Linked DNA regions of Homo sapiens: region 2 is linked to region 1. A link is a contact called in ENCODE Hi-C or POLR2A ChIA-PET data. All regions are on one chromosome and are shown on one strand. Each heading gives the region's core, a stretch centred on a gene start or an enhancer-like site at or near the end of the contact. The rest is flanking DNA. Distances are from core to core; before and after follow the strand shown. Region 1 overlaps FEN1 (flap structure-specific endonuclease 1). Region 2 holds the start of RAB3IL1 (RAB3A interacting protein like 1).

Region 1 (5,525 bases), core at 936-3,435:
GTTACTGTTCACCTCTCTGTGCTCTTAAGTTCTTGAATCACTAGACTCCCCTTTGTATTGGGCAGAGGAAGAAACATCAGGACCCTCCAGAAAACACCAAGGCAAGGGTGAAGTATGGCAAGGAAGAGCAAGGCAAAGTCCTTCTGATGACTCCCGTGTTCAAATGTGAGATTGTCAATAATCTCACCAAGTTTCACACGTATCACTTCCTCCTATTCATGAGGCAATGCCCTTGCCCTTTTGTCCTTCAGCTTTCCATTTTGAATTATTTTCTCTTTATTTTTACACTTACTTGTTTTGAGACAAGGTCTGGCTCTATGGCCCAGGCTGGAGTGCAGTGGTGCTGCCATCTTAGTTCACTGCATTCTCTGCCTCCCGGCCTCAAGCCATCTTCCCACCTCAGGCTAATTTTTTTTTTTTTTTTTTTTTTTTTTTTTTTTTTTTTGAGACCAGAGTTTCACTCTTGCTGCTCAGGCTGGAGTGTAGTGGCGTGATCTCAGCTGATTGCAGCCTCCGCCTCCTGGGTCCAAGCAATTCTCCTGCTTCAGCCTCCCGGGTAGCTAGGATTATAAGCATACACCACCGCGCCCAGCTAATTTTTTATTTTTAGTAGAGACAGGGTTTCACCATGGTGGCCAGGCTGGTCTTGAACTCCTGGCCTCAGGTGATCCACCCGCCTTGGCCTCCCAAAGTGCTGGGATTACAGGCGTGAGCCACTGCGCCTGGCCTCTCTTTACTTTTAAACTCATTTCTAGTTTCCAAATAGTCTCCCTAAGTCCTATCTGCCTAAATCTTCCTCTGCAAGTGTGATCCCTCAGAGCTTGACTGCAGAGCAGTGCCTCTTAACCATCCAACTAGAACAGCTCTGAGCAAAAACATTTGTAGGCATCATTAATCTTCCCTGCAGTGTGCACACAGAAAGTCAGATTAACAAAATTCTATAGGAGACAAACTTACCTTCAAAAGACAAAAGAAAACCACTACATTCTTGACCACCACAGGGTATAAGCCCTTAATTATTAAGAGCTACTGCACTGAGGCAATAACTCCTAAGAAATCTTAACATTTCGCCAGGCAAGGTGGCTCATCCTGTAATCCCAGCACTGGGAGAGAATGGCACACGTAATCCTAGCCTTTAGGAGGCCAAGGCGGGAGGATTGCTTGAGCCCAGGAGTTTAAGACCAGCCTGGGCAACAGTGAGATCCCATCTTTACAAAAAATTGAAAAATCATCCAGGCATGGTGGCCTGTGCCTGTAATCCCAGCTGCTTGGGAGGCTGAGGTGGGAGAATCACTTGAGCCCAGGAGGCTGAGGCTGCAGTGAGCCAAGATCGCACTACTGAACTCCAGCCTGGGTGACAGAGCAAGAGACTCTGTCTCAAAAAAAAAAAAAAAAAAGAAATCTTACCGTCTTTAGTTCCTATCACCATTACTGCAGATTTAGAAGCAATCTACCTGAATCAGAAAATAGAGCTCAAATAAGTTGTGTGGCTTGGTATAATCTGGGAAAATCAGTTTCAAAAGTTACCTGCCCTTGGGATAGAACTTTTTGTCAACACCAGTTTTCAAAAAGTACCCTAGTTATGAGGCCGTTGCTGGGTAAACTTTATCCCATTCCAGCTTCAACCAGAGGAACCTGTACATCCTAAAGTTTCACATAAGATTACACTTGAAGAATAGGTTTCTCCATTAAAAGACTTGAAAACTACTGGTCTTCAGGCTCCCTACCTGTTTAATCTGTCAAGACATTGCCAGCTTAAATTTCGGACAGTTACATAAGTGTCCCTGTTAACTTCAAATGGCCCTGACAGGAATGCTAAAACGTCAGACATTCAAATGGGCCAAGCTTTATCAGGATTATAAAACTTTCAAAGCTCAAAAACATGCCATCTCTATGGGAAACAGTATCTTGGATTTGATGTTACAAAAGGAACAAGAAAATGGTTTCTGAATGGCAGCTTTCAGTTTACAAGTAGTGGCAAAGTAAATGCTTGGATGTTATGAGGTAGTTGATCTAAATTGTGAGGCTTTCTTAAAGGCACTCCTTTGATCTCATGGAGTGAGAGACTAGAAATCTATTCAACGTATTAAAACTCCTCTCCCAGCAAAATAAAATAAACAAAACATCCTCCTCCTAATGGCTGAAGTTCCATCTAGCTGCTATGGCCATTTTATGGAGCATGGTGCCATCTTGTGGCCACTCTCAAACCACCCATTGTTAATCAAGTGCAATTACAGCATGTTAAGAGTGAAAAGGAAAGCTATTTGGAGCCATGGTCACTTGGGATATTTTCAAATGTTCTCAAAGAACATGACATTTTGGTTACTTTTAGAATTTTATTGACTTTTTTCTTCATAACTTTAAAACAAAAACAGCGCATGAAAACCAGTGTCTTATTCCAAAGTCTCAACTCAGCTGATTGCCAGGTGAACATCACCATCTTACTCCTCTGAATAACTAGACACAAATTACATAGCAAGTTCGAGTTTCTGCCCACCCAAGACACAGCCAGTAATCAGTCACAAACACAGACACAGCCAACTCCAGGGGCTCCAGCTTTCTGCCCATCTTCTCTCAGCAGTTCCTCCCATCTGCTAAGATGCGCCTTCCTGGTGGCTCTCTCTCAAGGTGGGTCAAGGCTGAACAAGACAGAAAAGCACAGTCTAGGTCCACCATCACCTCCCACTGGCCACCAGTTGGCCAGCCAGGAAATCATTTCTGTACATCTTTTGTCTCCCCCTTTTATCTCCCTCTCTCTTCTCCAAAACTTGTTGCTATCTATCACTTTCATGTAACAATGGACTTAGTGTCCATTAAACTGCCTGAGAAGTGGTTTGAGCCTGACATATTTTCCTGAGCTAAAAAAGGAAAAGTACCTCTGTGGCCTTCTTGCCATTAAGATCAAGTAAAAAAGGGACTAGCACTACTGAAAAGGGTCACGCTAGAAAAGCCTTAGAATCCTCTCTCCACCCCGTGAAGGTTTCTCTAGCTGTAGCTCTTAAGGGTACAAGACGGCAAATATTCTGGGGTGAAGGAGGTATAATGGGGAAACACATTTATTTTCCCCTTTTAAACTTCCCTGCTGCCCCAGTCTTTGCCTTCTTCTTAGTGGATCCCTTGGGTTCTGGCTCCTTGCGCTTAGCTGAAGAGAGTGAGCCGGTCACCTTGAAGAAATCATCCAGGCGGCCCTGGGTGCTGCCTTGGCGGCTCTTACTCAGCCTCTTGACCCCACTGCGGATTCGCTCCTCAGAGAACTGCTTTTCACCACACATGAACTTGATCAGCTCTTCTTCATTTGGCTCGCTCCACTTCAGCTCCACAGACTCTGGGTCCAGCACCTCAGGTTCCAAGAAGAGCTGGTGAGCCTCCTTGTGGAGCCAATTTTCTGGCACAGGGTACTTGTTGGGGTCAAGTCGCCGCACGATCTCCTCGATGCTCTTGTGCTTCTGGATGAGGTCCACAGCCCGCTTGGGCCCAATACCCCGGATACTCTCACAGTAGTCACTGCCTAGCAGGATGCACAGATCCACAAACTGTTCCTGGTTCAGGCCCAGCTCCTGCAGAATCCGGCTCAGGTGGAATTCCTGGATTGGCAGCTTTTTGGCTTCACTGGCAGTCAGGTGTCGCATTAGCACAGGGCTGCCGAAGGTGAGGCAGTCCATGTCCTCGGTAGCCGCAGCATAGACTTTGCCAGCCTTCACCAGGGCAGCACAGCTGGCCTCTGCCTCACTGGGTGCATCAAGATAAGGGATGCCCATGAGGCTCAGCAGATGTTTGCACTCATCATTGTGCTGCTTAGTGACCTTCACCAGCCGCTTAGTGAATTTTTCCACCTCCTGCTCGGCCCCAGCAGCCTGAGCCTGCTGCAGCTGCTTCTCTGCCTCAGCCCGCCGCTCACTGCGTTTGGCCAGCTCGCCTGACTTGAGCTGTGGCGGCTTGCCATCAAAGACATACACGGGCTTGATGCCGTTCTCCATCATGCGAATGGTGCGGTAGAACATGCCCATCAGGTGGCTGGTGGTCTCACCCTCCTCATTCTGCAGCACATCCCCACCCTGGCGAACAGCAATCAGGAACTGATAAATGCTCATAGAGGCATCAATGGCCACCTTACGGCCAAAGTAGCTCTTGATGTCATTCTCCCGGATGGCACTGGGGGCCACATCAGCAATTAGTTTGGCCAGGCCTTGAATTCCCATGGCAACACAGAGGAGGGATGACTAAAAAAGAAAGGCAAGTCAGAGACGGAGGAAAGGAGAAAGGTTATAACTGGTGTTATCTCACCAACTTCATGCCTTCAACTAAATTCCACACAACAAAAAGGACACCATGTCAGCACTGCTAAAGATAAAAAGATGAACAAGGTCCCCATTCTCAAAAAACTCAGTCTAGCAGGAGAATTTACTCAATAGTAAGGCTCAACGAGTACCAGAAATTGAACCACGTGCTTAGAGAAATAAGATACTGTTGATATTCTAAGGTAGCAGCATTATTTATTACACAAAAAAAACCTGCAACATAGGTCTCCATCAAGGACCACAGAAGGCCAGGATGCTTGGCCTGGCTTGAGGAGTCCAGGGACCATAATGGCAGACCTGAAAGACAGGCAAATACACCAGCTAAACAAACAGATCTGATTTGTTTTGAGTCTCTGGAGAACCCTGACTAATAAGGCAGCCTTGAAAAAGGATTGCAAACATATCTGAATGGAGGTGATGTGGCTTTCTCACAAGCTTCTCTAAACTCTCTTCATCATCGCCTCAGCACATAAGAGTTTCTACTTTTATTATAATGTTGCTAGAGTTTCAAGTCTTTCCCTTTGCGTTTTCTCGCCACCACTCAGTCTGAAATGTTAACTCCATGGCTCCTCCCCAGGTCCTGATTTAGGGGTCTGGCATGCTGTAGTCACTGGGCTCAAAAGAGTATTGCACTTCAGAGTTCAGTGTTTCCCAGATAGCAGTGTTTCCCAAATCACCCTCACGATTTTTGCTACTTCCAACTAAAACCCGTACTTTCATTCACTTAGAATTTTTTTTAAAAAACTAAACTGGAAAACTCATAAGCAATAATATTTGTGTTCTATTAGTTATATTTTAATATGTATTAAATGTATAACTATTAAAAAGGATTTTTAGGGGGTGCAATTTAAAATCATCTTGCCATCCTGGCCAACACGGTGAAACCCTGTCTCTACTAAAAATACAAAAAAAAAAAAAATTAGCTGGGTGTGGTGGTGTGCACCTGTAATCCCAGCTACTCGGGAGGCTGAGGCAGGAGAATCGCTTGAACCCAGGAGGCAGAGAATGCAGTGAGCCGAGATTGTGCCGCTGCACTCCAGCCTAGCAAGAGAGTGAGACTCCGTCTCAAAAAAATAAAAAACTCATCTTGTGCCCACTGTTGGTATGTGTCCAATACTCCAAGAAATATTCTACTGGGGCCAGGCACAGAGGCTCTGGGCAGTAATCCCAGCACTTTGGGAGGCCGTGGTGGGAGGATCACATGAGCCCAGGAGTTCCAGGCTACAG
Region 2 (5,233 bases), core at 85-2,584, 120 kb before region 1:
GGAAACAACTGCCCTGCTGAGTGATGGCTATGGGACGCCTGGGCTGAATGATTCTAGAAAGTTGGAAGGGATGCTATGGAGAACTGCCTAGGTTGTTCACTGCACAAAGTGCTGGCCAAGGGAGCAAGCAAGGCATAGAATCCAGCCTCGCCTCCACTCTCCAGATTCCATACCTTGCTGTGCGCTGTGCCCAGCGGGGAAAGAGCATTGTCTATTTGTGCCCTGGACGTGGAGGTCTTAGAGAATACGTCCCCCATCCTCCATCCTCCACCAACGTGGAGCCCCAGGAGGGCAGAACCTATGTCTGTACAGTTTCCTGCTGGGTCCCCAGCCCCTTGCATGCCCCATAGTCTATGCTCAGATGGAGTGGCTGAATGTATGAATGAGTAGAATGAATGAATAAAATGTATCCTCAAACGAAGATCTGACTAACTTGAGCCTGCGGCCTGAGTCAGTGGGCCTGGAGGGGTAGCACTGGGACCTCTGGTAGCACCTAGAAGGGGAAGTACCTCCCACCACGCTCCCAGTCCTCCCCTAGACAGGGAAGGTGGGAGCCATGGTACCTGGCGGGAGAGAAGACGGGTTCTGCTCTTACTGGTCCAGTCCCAGGCTGAAGTTGAGACGAATGATCAGGACTCAGAATGGGTGGGACAGAGGAACTGAGGGACAGGTAGACCAGTCGTCTGGGATTCAGGGAAGGTTTCACGGAGGATGTGGGACCAGACAGGTGTGTGTATGTGTGTGTGTCGGTGGGGGTGGGGTGGGGAATACTATCCAGAGGGCAGATGGTGAGTAAAGGCAGGGATGGGCAGAGCGTGTTAAGTGGCAGGAGGCTGAGTGAGGAGAGTTGGACCAGAAGTGGAAACTCCTTCGGGATAAAACTCAGAGAGTAGGACTCAGAAAACTTGTTTCGGGTTTGTCCCCTCCCCTTCCCAGCAGGCAGGATGTTGCACAGGGACAGGCACTAAGCAGACAGCCTAGGGAAGGAGGGCCGGGTGAGGAGGGGGGAGGGTGTCTGCTGGCCTTAAGTGACAATCTGTGTGAGAATCGAAGAGCTGAGAGCTCGGGAGCCATTGTAGGTTCTTGAGCAGGGGTGGCCCAAAGTGGGTGGTGCGGAGGGCGACTGGAGAGGAGGAGTCAGCTGGGGAGTCTGAGCGCGGCGCGGCCCGCGGGATGTTGGGGGCCGGGTTCCCTCCGAGCGCCGTGGTCTCCCTGTCCCGGCGCGGCGGGCCGGGTGGGGCCAGGCCTTGGGAGCGCGCGCCGGATCCCAGCGCCGGGCCGGCGGAGGGGCGGGGCCGGGCACGTGTCCTCGGGCCGCTCCCCCCTCCGCCACGTGACCCGCCCAGGGCAGGGTCGGGGCTGGGCTGGGGGCCGCGAGCCCAGGCGTCTGAGACCTACTGACCGGCCGCGGGCAGGGCTGACAGGCGGTGGGGCGGCTCGGCCCCTGGCGGAGTCGGCGGCGGGCGGGGACGCGGCGCTGGGAGGACGCGGCGGCGCTGGGAACGGACGCCTGGGCGCCCCGAGGCGCCGGGATGTGGAGCGGGTAGGTCCGCGCGCGCTCGCGGTCCCGCGCTGGGTCTGGGCCGCGGTCGCCTCCCGGGACGGGAGGATTTCGGGGGTCCCCGCCGGGTCTGCGCCGCCACCCGGAGGTGCTGTGCGCCCCCGCCCTGCCTGCAGGCGAGCCGACTTGCAGCCAGGAGACTCCGGGGGAGGGGTCGGGGGTGTCTCTCGGGGTGCAGGGTGCGAAGGGTGGGCAGCCGACCGTCCCGGGGTGACAGCGTCAACTCCTCTTAGCTCATCAGGAGCGCAAGTGAGAAGAGTTGGGGTGTGGGGAAGAGTGTGCACGACTCTGGGGCATGCACCTAGAGGAAGGACCCCCAGCCCACCCTCCCAACCTGTCCCTCAACCCCTTCGCTGGATGAACTCTTGGAAAGCAGTGTAGCTGGGAAAGAGGGGCTGGGTCTTTGCCAGGGTGGCTCCCAAGTTGAGGGCAGAACCTCCTTGTGGGGCTCTGGAAGTACGGAGGCTCTCAGAGGTGTGGAGTGGGAACCCCCCCCGCCCCGGCCCCGCAGCCTGGAGTGGGGTAGCAGAGACTCTGGGTCCTGGATTAGTGGCCCCAGTGGCTGTGTCTGTTCAGGCCACTGGTTCTCAGGGGCAGTTGCAGTTCCTGGCCCATCTGATGTGGGACCCCTGCCCTGTATGTGCAGAAAGGTTGTGGTGTTTTTGTGGAGTTGGGCAAACACTTCCTCTTCCCCGTGGCCGGGAAAGACCAGGTCGTGGAGGAAATGTGGCCAGAATGGGGGACAGGTTGTACTCCTGTGCCCCCTGGGCCAGATGAGTGGTCCCAGGAGAGGGCTACTGCCCAGCTACAGCTGGGGAGTGAGGGAAGCCCCCCGGAAAGGCAGGCAGGATCCACTTCACTCCATGGCACCTAGCAAAGGTTGAGCTGCGATGCTAGGGGAGGGATGGCCTTTCATCCCCAGCAGGGGGTGTGGAGAGAGTGGGCTCCTGTTAGGGGTGAGGTGTGGAGAGGCTTGGGACTTTTTTTTTTTTTGAGACGGAGTCTTGCTCTGTCACCCAGGCTGGAGTGCAGTGGCGAGATCTCAGCTCACTGCAACCTCCGCTGCCTGAGTACAAGCAATTCGCCTGACTCAGCCTCCTGAGTAGCTGCGACTACAGGCACACACCACCACACCCGGCTAATTTTTGTATTTTTAGTAGAGACGGGGTTTCACAATATTGATCAGGCTGGTCTCGAACTCCTGACCTCAGGTGATCCACCAGCCTCAGCCTCCCAAAGTGCTAGGATTACAGGCTTTTACCACCACGCCCTGCCCTAAGACTTGAGACTCTTTTTTTTTTTTTTTTGAGACAGAGTGTCACTCTGTCGCCCAGGCTGGAGTGCAGTGGCGCGGCTCAGTGCAAGCTCCACCTCCCAGGTTCACACCAGTCTCCTGCCTTAGCTTCCCGAGTAGCTGGGACTACAGGCGCCCGCCACCACGCCCAGCTAATTTTTTTGTGTTTTTAGTAGAGACAGGGTTTCACCATGTTAGCAAGGATGGTCTCGATCTCCTGACCTTGTGATCCGCCCGCCTCAGCCTCCCAAAGTGCTGGGATTACAGGTGTGAGCCACTGCACCCGGCCTGGGCTTGAGACTCTTAAAGGGAGAGAGTTGAAGGCCACTAGTGTATTTGTTGGCATTGTGCTTGGAGGAAGGAGGCTGGCTTAGGAGAAAGTGCTTGAGGTGGGTTTGTGGTACCTGGAGAGGTTAGGGCAGTCCTGCCCGGGGTGAATTGTGTTTGGGGAGCAGCCTCGTCTGCCGGAAGCCTGTGTCTTGTGCCGGCTGGGTGGACTCAGGCAACACAGCCCCTGAGTTAGTTGCTGTGTGACCTTGAGAGTGTGGACTTCCTTCTCTGGGCCTCTAGGTAAAATAAATGGTTTCTGGGGTGGGAGTGATCGCAGGTCAGAGAATGTCCTTCCCTGGAGGCACCCAGGCCAAGGCCAGACACAGCTGAGAGCCACCAGTAGATGGATGGTTGCTTCAAGGAGAGTCAGAGAGCCTTATATCCTGGGCAGGGACCCCTCCCCACCATCCAGCCCCCCTGCCATATTCCCAGCAACACTCTGGATGAGCCAGCTGCCAGGCTGACCCCCACAGAATCCTCAGTATGGCTCACTTCCTGCATGCACCCCTGCACCCCCAGGGGCCTAGCTGGGTGCTGAGCTCATATCATAATGGGTGCTTCATAAATGCAGATGGAAAGGATGAGGGGCAGTGAGAAGCTGGCGGAAGGGGTGAGGCAGAGCTTGGGGGTTACCTTGAGCTCTGTATTTTTATGGCCCCCCATTTGGGTGAGGAAACAGGGATTTAGAGTCAGGGGCCAAGCTGCTAGCCCCCACTGGGTGCCTGGTGTCCTAGGAGCTCACCCAGACCCCAGCAGCAGTTGGGAGGTGTCCTGTTCAGAGTCATACTTGCCAGGTTACTCTGACCAAGTCTGATGACAGCTCTGGCAGGTGTATATTTGGGACTGTTGATCCTAGAACAGGAGGAGCTGGGATTAGGAGTTGGTGACCCCAGCGGGGCCAGTGATGTTTCTGGGCTTCGTTTCCTCACCTGTGAAATGAACTGAGATCTTTCTCTTGGTGGCTGTGCTTTGTTAATGGCCAGGTCCTGGTCATGGCTCCAGCCCTGGGCTACTCTTCTGGGGTGGGCGGCAGTGGCTGGACTCTGCCACAGCCTGGGTGGGTCCTCTTCTTTGGGACTCCTGAGCATGGGCCCTGAACTCCAAACCCAGAGGCAGCTCCAGTCTGACTTTAGGTGCCCCTCCAAACTGGGTTGTCCCCCTTCCGATTCCCCACAGTTTCACACATTCATAGTTTTGGGTGCCAAGCCTGCTCCAAGGTGACGAGGTGAGGACAGCGTCTTGAGTACTTCTGTATCTAACATGGTGCTGGACACTTGGGACTTGGTCAGCAGAAGCCAGCGTTCAAGTTTCTGCATGACACTGTTCCAGCCCCCTGGTCTCAGTTTCCCCAGAGACGGGGCTCATCATACCTATGGCTAGAGAGGGCCAGGCATTGATGGATGGCCCAGGAATGAGATGAGACCACTCCAACCTCCCAGGGGTTGGGGAGCATGTTTTTGCGGCAGGCAGGGCTGTAGGGGCCATCAACTGGCTGTGTGATCCTGAGCAAGTCACTTCACTGCCCTGGGCCTTGGCTATTCTAAGGGCATGGATCTGTGGGCTCCTGCCTGTAAGGCCCAAGTCACAGGGGACTAGAGGCCGTGAGACAAGAGTCTGAAGTATGGCCCGAGGGCTCCAGGTCAGGCACACAGGCCTCTTCATTGGGAAGGGGTTGTATAACCCTCACTGTTGCTGCTCCCTGGAAGCCCTCCGTGATCTAACTGCCTACTCTACCCCTCAACAGGTGGAGATCTTTCCTGCTGTTCCTTAATCAGGACATGGGTGTTGGGGGCAGACATCCTCATTAGAATCCTGCTTGTCCTAGACCCTCCGAGCTCTGCACATGATTTATGCCCAATAGGTCTTTGGAAATGAGGTAGCGGGAGGGAGATGCAAATCAAAATAGGATATGGTAAGAAGGGGGCTGCCTGGTCGTGCAGATTGGATGGATCATGGCTGGTGGGGTGCCTGGCACATAATGGGTGCTCAGTATACACACTAGCTATTGGAGGTCTTCGGTGTCAATTCTTGGACTGAATGGGCAGGGT

What was found. Hi-C counts contacts between places; a loop is a spot of excess contacts on that map. ChIA-PET counts read pairs that join two places held with the same protein, here RNA polymerase II (POLR2A). Pooled maps may share reads with other maps.
Region 2: a loop to region 1 is called in a pooled map, with 4 times the contacts of the local background. The contact joins the promoter of RAB3IL1 here to the enhancer-like site in region 1. A Hi-C loop is called at or near these places in 1 of 168 maps with a recorded cell type or tissue (endothelial cell of hepatic sinusoid) and 5 of 50 pooled maps. POLR2A ChIA-PET finds 5 or more read pairs at or near these places in 8 of 52 experiments (B cell, Caco-2, HEK293T and 5 more).

Annotation. Positions count from the first base shown.
Region 1 is chr11:61,794,036-61,799,560 of GRCh38, reverse strand. FEN1 (flap structure-specific endonuclease 1) reads right to left here. Exons shown (of 2, transcript NM_004111.6): 2 at 2,323-4,220. The coding sequence starts at 4,199. The coding sequence ends at 3,057. Among named protein-coding and RNA genes, the nearest start is that of FEN1, 3.9 kb to the right of the region's middle. RefSeq lists an enhancer at 3,715-4,215. Within about 2 kb of position 2,185, at least 5 of the 41 ENCODE cell types and tissues checked have a DNase peak (open chromatin) inside an H3K27ac peak, as active enhancers do.
Region 2 is chr11:61,913,667-61,918,899 of GRCh38, reverse strand. It overlaps RAB3IL1 (RAB3A interacting protein like 1), which reads left to right and starts at 1,334. Exons shown (of 10, transcript NM_013401.4): 1 at 1,334-1,543. The coding sequence starts at 1,533.